Linked DNA regions of Homo sapiens: region 1 is linked to region 2. A link is an interaction called in ENCODE POLR2A ChIA-PET data of the cell type or tissue named here. Cell type or tissue: Caco-2. All regions are shown on one strand. Each heading gives the region's core, and the rest is flanking DNA. Links, peaks and the distances in the headings are about the cores only. Region 1 overlaps CDK14 (cyclin dependent kinase 14). Region 2 overlaps CDK14 (cyclin dependent kinase 14).

Region 1 (5,384 bases), core at 242-5,241, 89 kb after region 2:
CAGGCAACCTCAGTTAAGAGCCTCCCTGTTTTCCAATAGACCAACAATACGGGAAAGCAAAAACATCTGGTGCCAGGCGATATATAATAGTTTGAAACGTGTGTACCAAGTAGTTAAGTCTAAATTAAAGTATTTCATAAAAAACAGAAATATGCACATCAAAAGGGAATAACAGAACATAAGAGGAGAATTAAAACTCTGGCCTTGATGCACTCTTGTAAAATAAATCAAACTATCCATATTTTCAAATACATATAAACTCCACAATGTACTATCTGTCTCTTTACAGAATCCATTAAAAAATACTTTAATTTTCCAACAGAGTTTTTGGAAAATGTGTACATAGCCATGTTCTAAAGTACATCCACGTATGGCCAAAATCTTGTTTGCCCTACAAGTTTCAAACCATTAAAAGTGAGTTCTTTCATTTTCTAATTTGTGATCACAATGTTGTTTCCATTAGGAAGAAACAGGTCAATAAAATAATAATAGCTGGAGCTAACTTTTATGCACTGCCACTTCTTTTCCACTTTAAAAGACTCAAAGGAACAAAAGCGCCCAAACACTCCCGCAGCTGATCTGAATCGCTACATATTATGCATATCTGATATGTGATGACAACGAGACATGCAACTCTATTCACTGCCTTAAGTTATGAAGAGCCTGCAGAGGGAATCTGATTAATTCACCCAATAGATTTTTCCAACACAGTGTCTTTTAGAGCAAGACAAATAGAAACTCATTCTATCTGACCTGAGGGTCTCATCTGGCTTCTTTTACATCATGACTTTAAATTTATTATTCATGCTATATTTTATTTCTCCAATCAATGAAAAACTGGTGCTCTTCTATTCAAATTGTGTTATGAATGCAAAAATTTAATTATACCAAATAATATTTGAAGACCCAATATAACATTAAACTAAACTGAGTAACTTTAAATCAGATACTAGAAGCTATGTCTAATGATACAACCAAATTTAAATTCATCTCAAAGAGGTTGTCAATAAGTCCGAGGCAGATATAAACTGATGTCCTTCTAATATCATTAGCTGAGCTAATATTTCACAATATAAAGAAACTCAGATCCTCCAAAACACTCCTATCTTACTGCAGACATGTCTTATTTAGTCCTCAAACTACCATAAAGGTTTTACAGGGATATACATACAAACGAAAAATATATATAAACTAAACATATATATAAACAAAAATTCTATTTATATATAAACAAAAACAGAATACTATTATAACCGCCTTATACTTGATTACACATAGTAATTTTTAATTACATCTAAAGCACCAGGAGAAAGATAATGAAGACAATAGTCTCCGAGAGCCACAACACATTTTTGAGTTGGAGACATTCATCCTCCATGCTCTGAGACAGTTTCTTCAATAGCCTATGCTGACTATAAATCTATATAGCAAAAGATCATTTTTAAAAATTCATTCTTAAAAATGACAGATTCAATGACTTATACAAGAAATCATACAGCATAGCTGTACTATGCCAGCAAAAATTGATTGATTTGCTAAGAAAGTAAACTACTTTTGATTCAATAAAACTACTGGAGTCACTAAGAGCACTTCCAGCATATTCACAATTTGCAGAATATTTTAAGAGGTTAAAAAAATTATAGCAGTAGGCTCTCCATTTCTCTGTACTATTACTTGTAAGTCTCTTTTAAAATAAACTGCTTTGGGGACTGGTGCATCTAGAGGTTCTTGGAAGGAATATATGATAGACAACTTGACAAAATATACATTTATTTGGTGAGGGATAATTTTCATTACAGGTTATTAAAGAGACAGTATATTACCTACACTAGTAAGTCATTAATATTATTATCAAACACACATAGAAATACTTCAGGTAAATTATTTAAAAACTTAAATAAGCTTTAAAGTATTTGTTTGTATATGCAACTCAGATTATTTTGTTAATTCAAGTTGCAATCAGTTAATACAGTTTAAGCCAATCACACAATATTATCTCTGAGCTAGATTTAAGAACTGTTCCTGCTGGGTAGAGTAGCTAACATCTGTAATCCTAGCATTTGAGAGGCAGATGCAGGAGGATTACTTGAGCCCAGGAATTTGATACCAGCGTGGGCAACATACCAAGACCTCATCTCTACAAAAAGTGTTTAAAAATTAGCCGGGCATGGTGGCGTGTGCCTGTAGTCCCAGCTACTTGGGGGGCTGAGGTGGGAGGATTGCTTGAGCCTGGGAGACTGAGGCTGAAGTGAGACTTGTTTGCACTACTACACTCCAGCCTAGGCAACAGAGTGAGACCCTGTCTCAAAATGAAAATAAAACAAAACAAAATTGTTTCCAACTCTCTTTGCAACTCTTCCTGATACGATTCCTTTGTAGGCTACTGATTTAAGGTGGATAATTATTCTCTTGTTCTTCTTATCTCAAATACAGAAGTATGTGATCACCTTCTTAAGGAACTTTTTATGTCATGATTTGCATCCCCAGGACCTAGCAAATAATAGCTAGTGCTGATGAATGAATGAATGAACAATGAACCAATTATGATTTCTGAGTTTATATGGTGATTACCCTACACTCTGCTCTTGTGCAATCCTTCTTCATTAAATCCTCTATTTTAAAAAAAAAATGAAAAGGTTATGCACCGAGGCTTCTCACAACATACCGGAATAACAAGTTACCCTTAACCTGAAGAGGCTAAAAAATGGCACATTTAAAGGAGGAATTCATCACACCTTTCAGTTCATTTCAATAAACACTGATGATATAAAATGAATAAGCACAGACATCACCCTCAGGACATCCACAGTCTAGTGGAAGAGACGAACACAAACAAATCATAATACAGGTGGTAATTTTTTCCTGTTTCTTCTCCTCTAAAGCTTTGGGTCAGGTTTATTCTCTCATGTGCCAGCTGATGTGACTGGGAAAGGTCTCAGCGACCAAACACTTTGCCTTCACCCCAAGCATCAGCCAAGGGGGCCAGATAAAGCACTTCCACTCTCTCCTCCTCTGCTGTTCCCTCTGCTTAGTCTTGGAGAACCCACCAACCGCCCATCCTCCAACGCTGTGGCTTCATTTGAAATTCTGAGCATAAGCGGGCTTCCCTTAAAGCCCCTATGTTATATGCCTCTTACAGTACTGTTCCTCAACAAAGGCTGTGGCTTTGCTCCACTTGATTCTTACAATCAGCTAATAACCAAGACCAGTTCTGCTCCTAATCATTCAAACTAAACAAATGTTTACACTCATCGCTGAGTCGCAGTCTCTCTGGCCCAAATGTTGACTCTGCCGAAGAGGCAACTCAGTGGCCCAGCTCCTGTCAGCCACACAGCTGGCACCACTGGGCATCATCCTAACCCATTCCTGACAGCCTAAAGAAACGACATGCCCTAGAGCAGGGCACTAAGGCATCAATCACAGAGACCTGACAATTGTAACACTTGCTCCCATTTCCCCTTTCCATTAAACAAAGGGATAAGATTCGTAAATGTCACTAAAATGGAAAAAATCAAGTCATTTTAGACACCAAAACATCAACTTCAGAGAAGAGAGGCTTAATTATAAATGCATCGGGCACAGCTGGTAGGCTTTCCTCCTCCTATTCACAAGGGGAAAAAAAAAACAGCTTCCAGGAAAACATATTATGTATTCTTCTCCATCACCTCCAAAAGGCAAAGTGATTTGGTGTTTTCTTCCTTTAGTGAATACACAAAAGAGGCCTCAGTAAAATCACTATCAGGTTAGATTTTAAGAACACAACTGAAACCAAGATTTTACAAACATCTCTCTATTTTCTTAAAATAAGCCGATTAACAGCCTGCAACACAATAAGAAAGTGAGAAAATTACTACAAGACTTTGGCAGCATAACTTTAAGGCACCTTTGTTTGGAAAAAGTGAAAATTAGTATGAAACTATTACAAGTAGCTCAAGTTTCACAGTAAGTTTTACAGGAACCAATAAATTTAGGAGGGAATTGGTAGGTAGGTGAATGTCAGAAAATTGTATTTCAGGATTTATCACTCTGATTGCTTAAACAAGACTACGAACCATGGAACTTACCAGTCTATATAGTATAATACTCTGTTAGTGGGTATTTGTCTAAGCACTTGTAATGACAAGTCGATCCAGGGAAGTCTTTTGTTATTTGCTTCCAAAATAAACAGTGATGTATCAAATTTTGAAGAACATCCTAAAATATCTGCTAAGATTTCAAAATGGTCTATGTCAAAGTTAAATATAACAGACATGGTAAACTTGCATACATCATTACTTCCCTTCATTCTTCAAGCTATCAGAAACTCCAAACACATAAAAAAAAAAAACTTGATATACAACTGAATAAACATGTAGAAAGTACAGCAAGGCTAGTTTCTTTGGCTTTAGCTGTTGCCCTGCTCTTTCTTCTCTGAAGAGCCTTGAAACATCTGGGACTGAGCCGGCTATAGTGGCTCATGCCTGTAATCCCAGCATTTTGGGAGGCCAAGGCAGGAAGACCCCTTGAGCCCAGGAGTCTGAGATGAGCCTGGGCAACATAGTGAGACCCCATCTTTACCAAAAAAACGAGCAAAACTAACCAAGTGTGGTAGTATCCACCTATAATCCCAGCTACTCCCAAGGCTGAGGTGGGAGGATCGCTTGAACCCAAAAGGTTGGGGCTGCAGTGAGCCGAGATCACGCCACTGCACTCCAGCCTGGGTGACAGAGTGAGACCCTGGCTCAAAAAAAAAAAAAAAAAAAAAAATGAAACATCTAAGACTGGTCCTGGAGTTGCAGATGCCAACCATGACCCACCTCCTACTACCCTCTCCTCCCTCACTCCACCCAACCTCTCCCCAGCAACTTCCTCCTATAAGTGCACCAGGGTCTTTGCATTTGCTATTCCTTCTGCCAGGTACACTCTTCCCTTGACACCCTTACAGCTCCCTCACAGCCTTCCGGCCATTTTCCAAAGTGAGTTTCTCAGGGACGCCCTTCCTGACAACTCCATGAAGAATGTAAAGCCTCCCTCAATACCTCCTATCTCCTTTTCCTGCTTTAATGTGTTCTCCTTAGCAACTATTACTATGTAACATACTATTTAGACTAAACATTTTGCTTACTGTCTCCACTAAAATGCAACCTCTATGATTGTGAAAGCAGGGATTTGTGTCTGATTTGCTCATTACTGCATTTTCACTGCTTAAGAGATTACAGGCATATAGTATGTGCTCAATAAATATTTACTGAACAAATGAATGAATCTACATAATGATTATTCTTAGGATGGTCTCCCGACTGCCTTCTTGATGAACTGTAGTTTGCTAACTCCACCTTGAAGGCTCTTTGCCATCCCCTCCTCTTCTATAATAGTTTTCTTCTTTCCTGCCTTGACTGTTTTAG
Region 2 (5,384 bases), core at 152-5,151:
TTTTCTATAGAGCAATCTGCTTTGCTGCGTTTAGTGCTACAAAGTAAGGCCAACTGGCAAGGTCTTAACCAAGAAGCGATTCAGTAATGTTAAACCTCAGCTACCAAATCTAGCATCTAATAAAAAAATCTAATTTCCTTTTACGTGAGAAAAAAGAATTTGGCCACTTTGAGGAAAATTCATGTTTATATGGCTTTTCCTTGGATAGATGCCTTTCACACAAGTTGGCTTCAATAAACACTTCAGAAGTGAATGAAGTCCAACTATCTCAAATGAGGACTAAAACAGCAAACAACTACAAAGGACAGATTACATCAGCTTTCTCTGTTCATAGGACCATTCATAAAATAAGTAAGCAATCACCTAAGTCAGCCAGGCGCAGAGGATCATGCCTGTAATCCCAGCACTTTGGGAGGCCAAGGTGGATGGATCGCCTGAGGTCAGGAGTCCAAGACCAGCCTGGCCAACATAGCAAAACCCCGTCTCTACTAAAAATACAAAAATTAGCTAGGTGTGGTGGCACATGCCTGTAATTCCAGCTACTCGGGAGGCTGAGGCAGGAGAATCGCTTAAACCCAGGAGGCGGAGGTTGCAGTGAGCTGAGATGGTGCCAATGTATTCCAGCCTGCGTGACAGAATGAGGGCTCAGTCAAAAAAAAAAAGAAAGAAAAGAGAAAGAAATCACAGAAGTCAGCTTTCCTAAATGTTTCTCCTTTGTGTGTGTGTCAATCCTTACAGTCACTAATAAAAAGCATTCTGATATGCTTTTCACTTAAGTTGAAAATGAGTGTTAGAAGAATAAACTACCTAGCTTCAGGGGCAACATATACTCAAAAGCAGTTAGATATGTGCTCAGTTTTCACCCAAAATGAGCAATGAATACAATTGGCATGACTCTTCTCCAACTGAAACAGATGGGAAATCAGTAGTCATCCTTCCATAATAGCACCTTAGATACAAATGCTAGCCCAGAAAATAAATAGGACTTTGGCTTGTATAATATATTAGCTTATAAAAAGAAGTGTTTTAAGAGTAGCATATCTGTAAATTAGGTAAATTGAATATAAATGTCTAAATTTTTGTATGTAAAATATCTGCAAACAAAGGTTTTAATCACTGATTAGTAACTGTCTACCATTTGCCTCTTAACATTAACTCTTTTGTTCAAAAAAGCCTGGAATGTAGCTATATAAAAATTACTATCAAAAATCGACACTATAAAAGTAATGTCCTGTGTCCATGGTAGATAAGCAACTTAGTCTGCTTATAATACATAGGATTACCTTTCATTTTATCTTTGTTTTCAAATACACAAATTTTTAAAGGAAACATATCATTTATTGTCTTCGTTTTACCATGATTTTAAAAATCCAGACCACTAATTAGTCAGCTGAACTCACAGATTTTGAATCTAAGTGAGAGAACACAATTGCTTAGTTGTCAAATATGCATCCAATCGGTATACTATAAAAATCACCAATTTTGAGTGACTAAAAAGAAAATACAAATTATATCGGATATTCGAAAAAAGAGGACAATTCACTCATTTCAGATAATGGAATGGCTCCAACTCTGAAGTACAGTAAGAAAGTGGCAGATGAGAAACTGAGACGCCCAACTTTTCAGTGCAGCTGTTACCAATGACATACGTAAACACAGGGCCATCATTCATCCTGCCAACTCTGCTTTCTCCAACTTTCAAAAATAATCGCTGCTACCTCTCTGAACTTTCTTTGTAATATACACACACCCACACTCACACACATGTGCACAAATATATATAAATCCAGGAAAAGTTTTTGAAAAGTAGAAAGAGAAACATAACTATACATGCTGATCATTAAGTGTCTCCTAATATTATCTCTAAATAGAGATCTGGCTGCGCCAGCTACAATAATTACATTTACAACTATAAACATCCTCTACAAAACCACGTTTATTGGATGAAATAACCTTAAATACAGTGGTTCTCTCCAGGTCTTACTAATTAAACGAGCCCTTTTTTAACAGAGGGTCAATGGTAAGTTAGTCTAGGTCACATCAATCATCACAACAGTGATTAGCAATTTAAGAAAGTTGTATCTGACAGTTTATGTGAATAAATACGTGTAAACAATATAAATATACCTACGTAGATATGAATGTACAAGGAAGTGACTAAAAACATGAGAACAAAGATAATGAAAAATTGGCAAGAGTTTCAAAGGACACAACAGGTTGAGAGAATCAATGTCTCCCCAACTCAATTTTGAAAACTTAACTACATTCACAGCAAGAGCTGGGGATATACCTCAGGTGGAGGCTCAAGAGGGCTCAGATTCTGATTTACTCAAAAACGTATTAGAAAAAATTTTATTTTTTCAGGTATAGTTCTTACTATAATATTAGTTCCTATGTTATTTGTGAGAAGAATAAAAGGGTTGAAAGGTGCTGGCGAGTCAGGAGTTATGTTTGTCATATGCTTATATGGCAATGAATAAAAAGGTAGTAAGAGAAATGGAGCCCATCAAATCTTGGGCTGAAGTCCACATGAGAAGGCAGCAAAGGAATAGAAAACCTTGTCCAAAATAAATCTATCTGATAGAAAGGGAAGGTGAGCAGTGAGCGCTCTATTTCATGCAGGCACCTACTATACCAAAACTCACAAATCACTTAGGTGAAACAAGGGGGGAAAATAGCTATGATTTCACTGTGGAATTGACTAGAACAGTGGAGAATATTAATAATAAATGACTAGAGAGAAAAAACAGCATGGATACAGAGGGAAAATAAGAGAATTATGCAAGAAATTGGCTATGTACCCTACAGTTAATTATTAACAAGGAAGGTATAAGGTACATGGATGTGCTTTGGTCAAGAAATAGGCCAAGGCAGACATCCAGGCCTGCATGACTCAGTGAGTTTAGGATGCAGGCACATACTCCACTTGTTAAATAACCTGTTTGTGTAAGTTCATACTTGGCTGTAAGCCATTATTTATTGTCTGTTAAAGGTATAATTGCCCTGCTGACACTGTGCATGGGGGGCTTGGTTTAGCATGGGTCAGTATGGCATGGCATGGCTTGGCTATTGCACCTAGAGAAAAAGAGAGTACCGGAGTTGTCCATCTTGCAGATGGACAGAGGGGAGCCAGGGTACTACATGGCTCGACATGGCTCACACTCATGCCCAGAGGGAAGGAGTTAAGCTGCTGACACTGCAGGCAAGGGAGAGCTGGCCGTGCAGCTGTGTGTGGGAGCAGCCAGAGCGGCAGAGCTGGCTGCTGAGAGGAGCTGTGGAGCCGGAGCAGACAACCAAGATAAAGGCGGACAGTGTGAGAGAGCTGTTGATGAGAGAGCTGCTGAATAAAACCATATTCCCCTGCCTATGGCCCCCCGAGTGTTCTTTCAGCTATCTGCCCATCTACCCACTCCCCTCGGACCTCGGCTGGGGCTCAAACCTGACCCTGGACCTTACAATTGGCATAGTCATGGCATGACAGAAGGGTAGGGTAAGAATAGATTTCAAGAAAGCAGATTTTGAAGTTTTACAAAAAATGGTAAAAGTTAAGAACTCAGCTCTGGAGTTGGACTAACTGGATCTGAATTCTGGCCCTGGAACTTAGCTGTGTGATTGTAGGCAAATTACTCAAACTTTATGGGTCTCAGTTTCTTCACCCGTAAAATAAGGGAAATTGTATTATCTCAAATCTCTTCTAGGATTGTTATAAGAAACGAAAAAGAAGTAGCTGATATTCATTGAACATTTATGTGAGACAATGTTCTAAACACTAAATGTATTTGCTTACATACATTCTTCACAGCTGTATGAAATCAATTCTATTATTAACCCTGTTTTCACAGGTGAAAAAAATGGAGTGTTCAATAAATAGTAGCTTTATTTCATAACTCTAAATTACAAAGAGAGAAGTGGTATCAAGGAAGAAAATTCACAAAAAAAGAGATGTCATTAAAAAAAATCACAACTAGTATCAATGAAGAAAATGGAGCAAAGAAGAAAAACAAATGTGCTACACAGAGAGTTCCATGATGTACCTGAATTTCAAAAGAACATGAATAAAAATAAAAGATATTTAAGAAGGATAATTTTCTTATACGTCTAGATCCTAAATGAGATGAAGCCGACAATAAAAAGAGCTATTTCATATCTACACATTATTAGAAAAAGAAACAGGAAGACCAATTACATGGAGCATATGAAATAAAGTTCAAGTGACAGAGAAAATAGAGCTCCTCAGATTTCTCCATCAAGAATATACTTCAAGTGTTTCCTTAATAACTTTTTCTCTTTCTACTGACTCCTTTGTCATAGTCTATATACATACTCGATTATTCCCCATTTAGTTTAAAACTGAAACAACACAAAACACTTCTCCCCTTTCTTCTAGTTCTCTTTTCTTTCCCTGCCTCACTGCTAAAAAGAGTAGCTTATATGTATTTTACCCTACATTTTTTCATCCCCCATTCTCTCTTCAACACAAAATAATTAGTATCCATCCCCACCAGTCCCTTAACATTCTTAAAAAAAAAAAAAACCTTCCTAGTTGTAAAATGTAATAAATTACTTTCAGGATTCATTGATTTGACTTTTCTGAATATCTGACATCATCGTCCATGCTCTTTGAAACTCTCTTTCTTCCTTGGTACTTTGCTGGTTTTCTCGCCACCTCTCTAGACAATCTCTCCTCTGTTCTTCACTTCTCTCTTTGCCCAGCTCTAAATATTGGTGGTCTGTTATTTCATCCCTTCTGTTTCACTGAGATGATACACATTCTTTTAATTTAATAATCCTTTATGCTCTGCTTTGGGCACAGTTCCAGGTGCCCTCAACTCTCCAGCACTTAGCCATGAAACTTTCTCAAGAACAAGTAGTAAAAAAAAAATAACTTTTTTTAATAAAAAAGTCACTGTTTAACCTAGACCATTGCTTTCTCATTAGGAATCTGGCTTCCTTTGGGACTCCCAGTAGGCCTCATTTGTAACACTACTTGTTTGGTTTCTCAATATCTCAATTTCCCTCTTCTTTCTCCTAAGAGGTTTGATGAGACATACAACAAAAGCCCTTGGTTCCTCTCTTGCTTCCCCAGGGGCTTGTCTTTCAATACCTATGCTGACTGCTAAGCTGCATGAGAATTCACTCTCCTGTCTCACCCATCAGGCCAATTAGGAATGACTTCTACCTTATTCTCTGTTGGGTTACAACAGGTCTTTCAACTATTAACCAAAGTGCCTGATGTTTACAATTTTCCCTCAGCTCAGACAATGCTTGCAGATCTCTAGGATCATTAAGTCCCTGAAAACAGAGATAGTTAAAAACACAGCAATCCCAAAGAGACCCTTCTGAACTAGAGACAGATATCTTTTAAAAATTCAAAGAATTTGTTT

The links. ChIA-PET counts read pairs that join two places held together with the same protein. Peaks named below come from ENCODE experiments on the same cell type or tissue, not always from the same donor. Only the 100,000 strongest peaks of a DNase experiment are listed, where the experiment ranks them.
Region 1: POLR2A ChIA-PET joins it to region 2 with 6 read pairs; 2 of 35 experiments call an interaction of 5 or more read pairs at or near these places.

The regions. Positions count from the first base shown.
Region 1 is chr7:90,675,890-90,681,273 of GRCh38, reverse strand. All of the region lies in intron 2 of CDK14 (cyclin dependent kinase 14), which reads right to left. Among named protein-coding and RNA genes, the nearest start is that of CDK14, 82 kb to the right of the region's middle. In Caco-2, for the core only: no CTCF peak of the experiment used is centred there; no DNase peak of the experiment used is centred there.
Region 2 is chr7:90,764,753-90,770,136 of GRCh38, reverse strand. The region is part of intron 4 of CDK14 (cyclin dependent kinase 14); the gene reads right to left. Among named protein-coding and RNA genes, the nearest start is that of CDK14, 170 kb to the right of the region's middle. RefSeq lists enhancers at 2,654-3,153, 3,154-3,655, 4,856-5,384. In Caco-2, for the core only: no CTCF peak of the experiment used is centred there; DNase peaks (open chromatin) are centred at 2,886 and 3,176.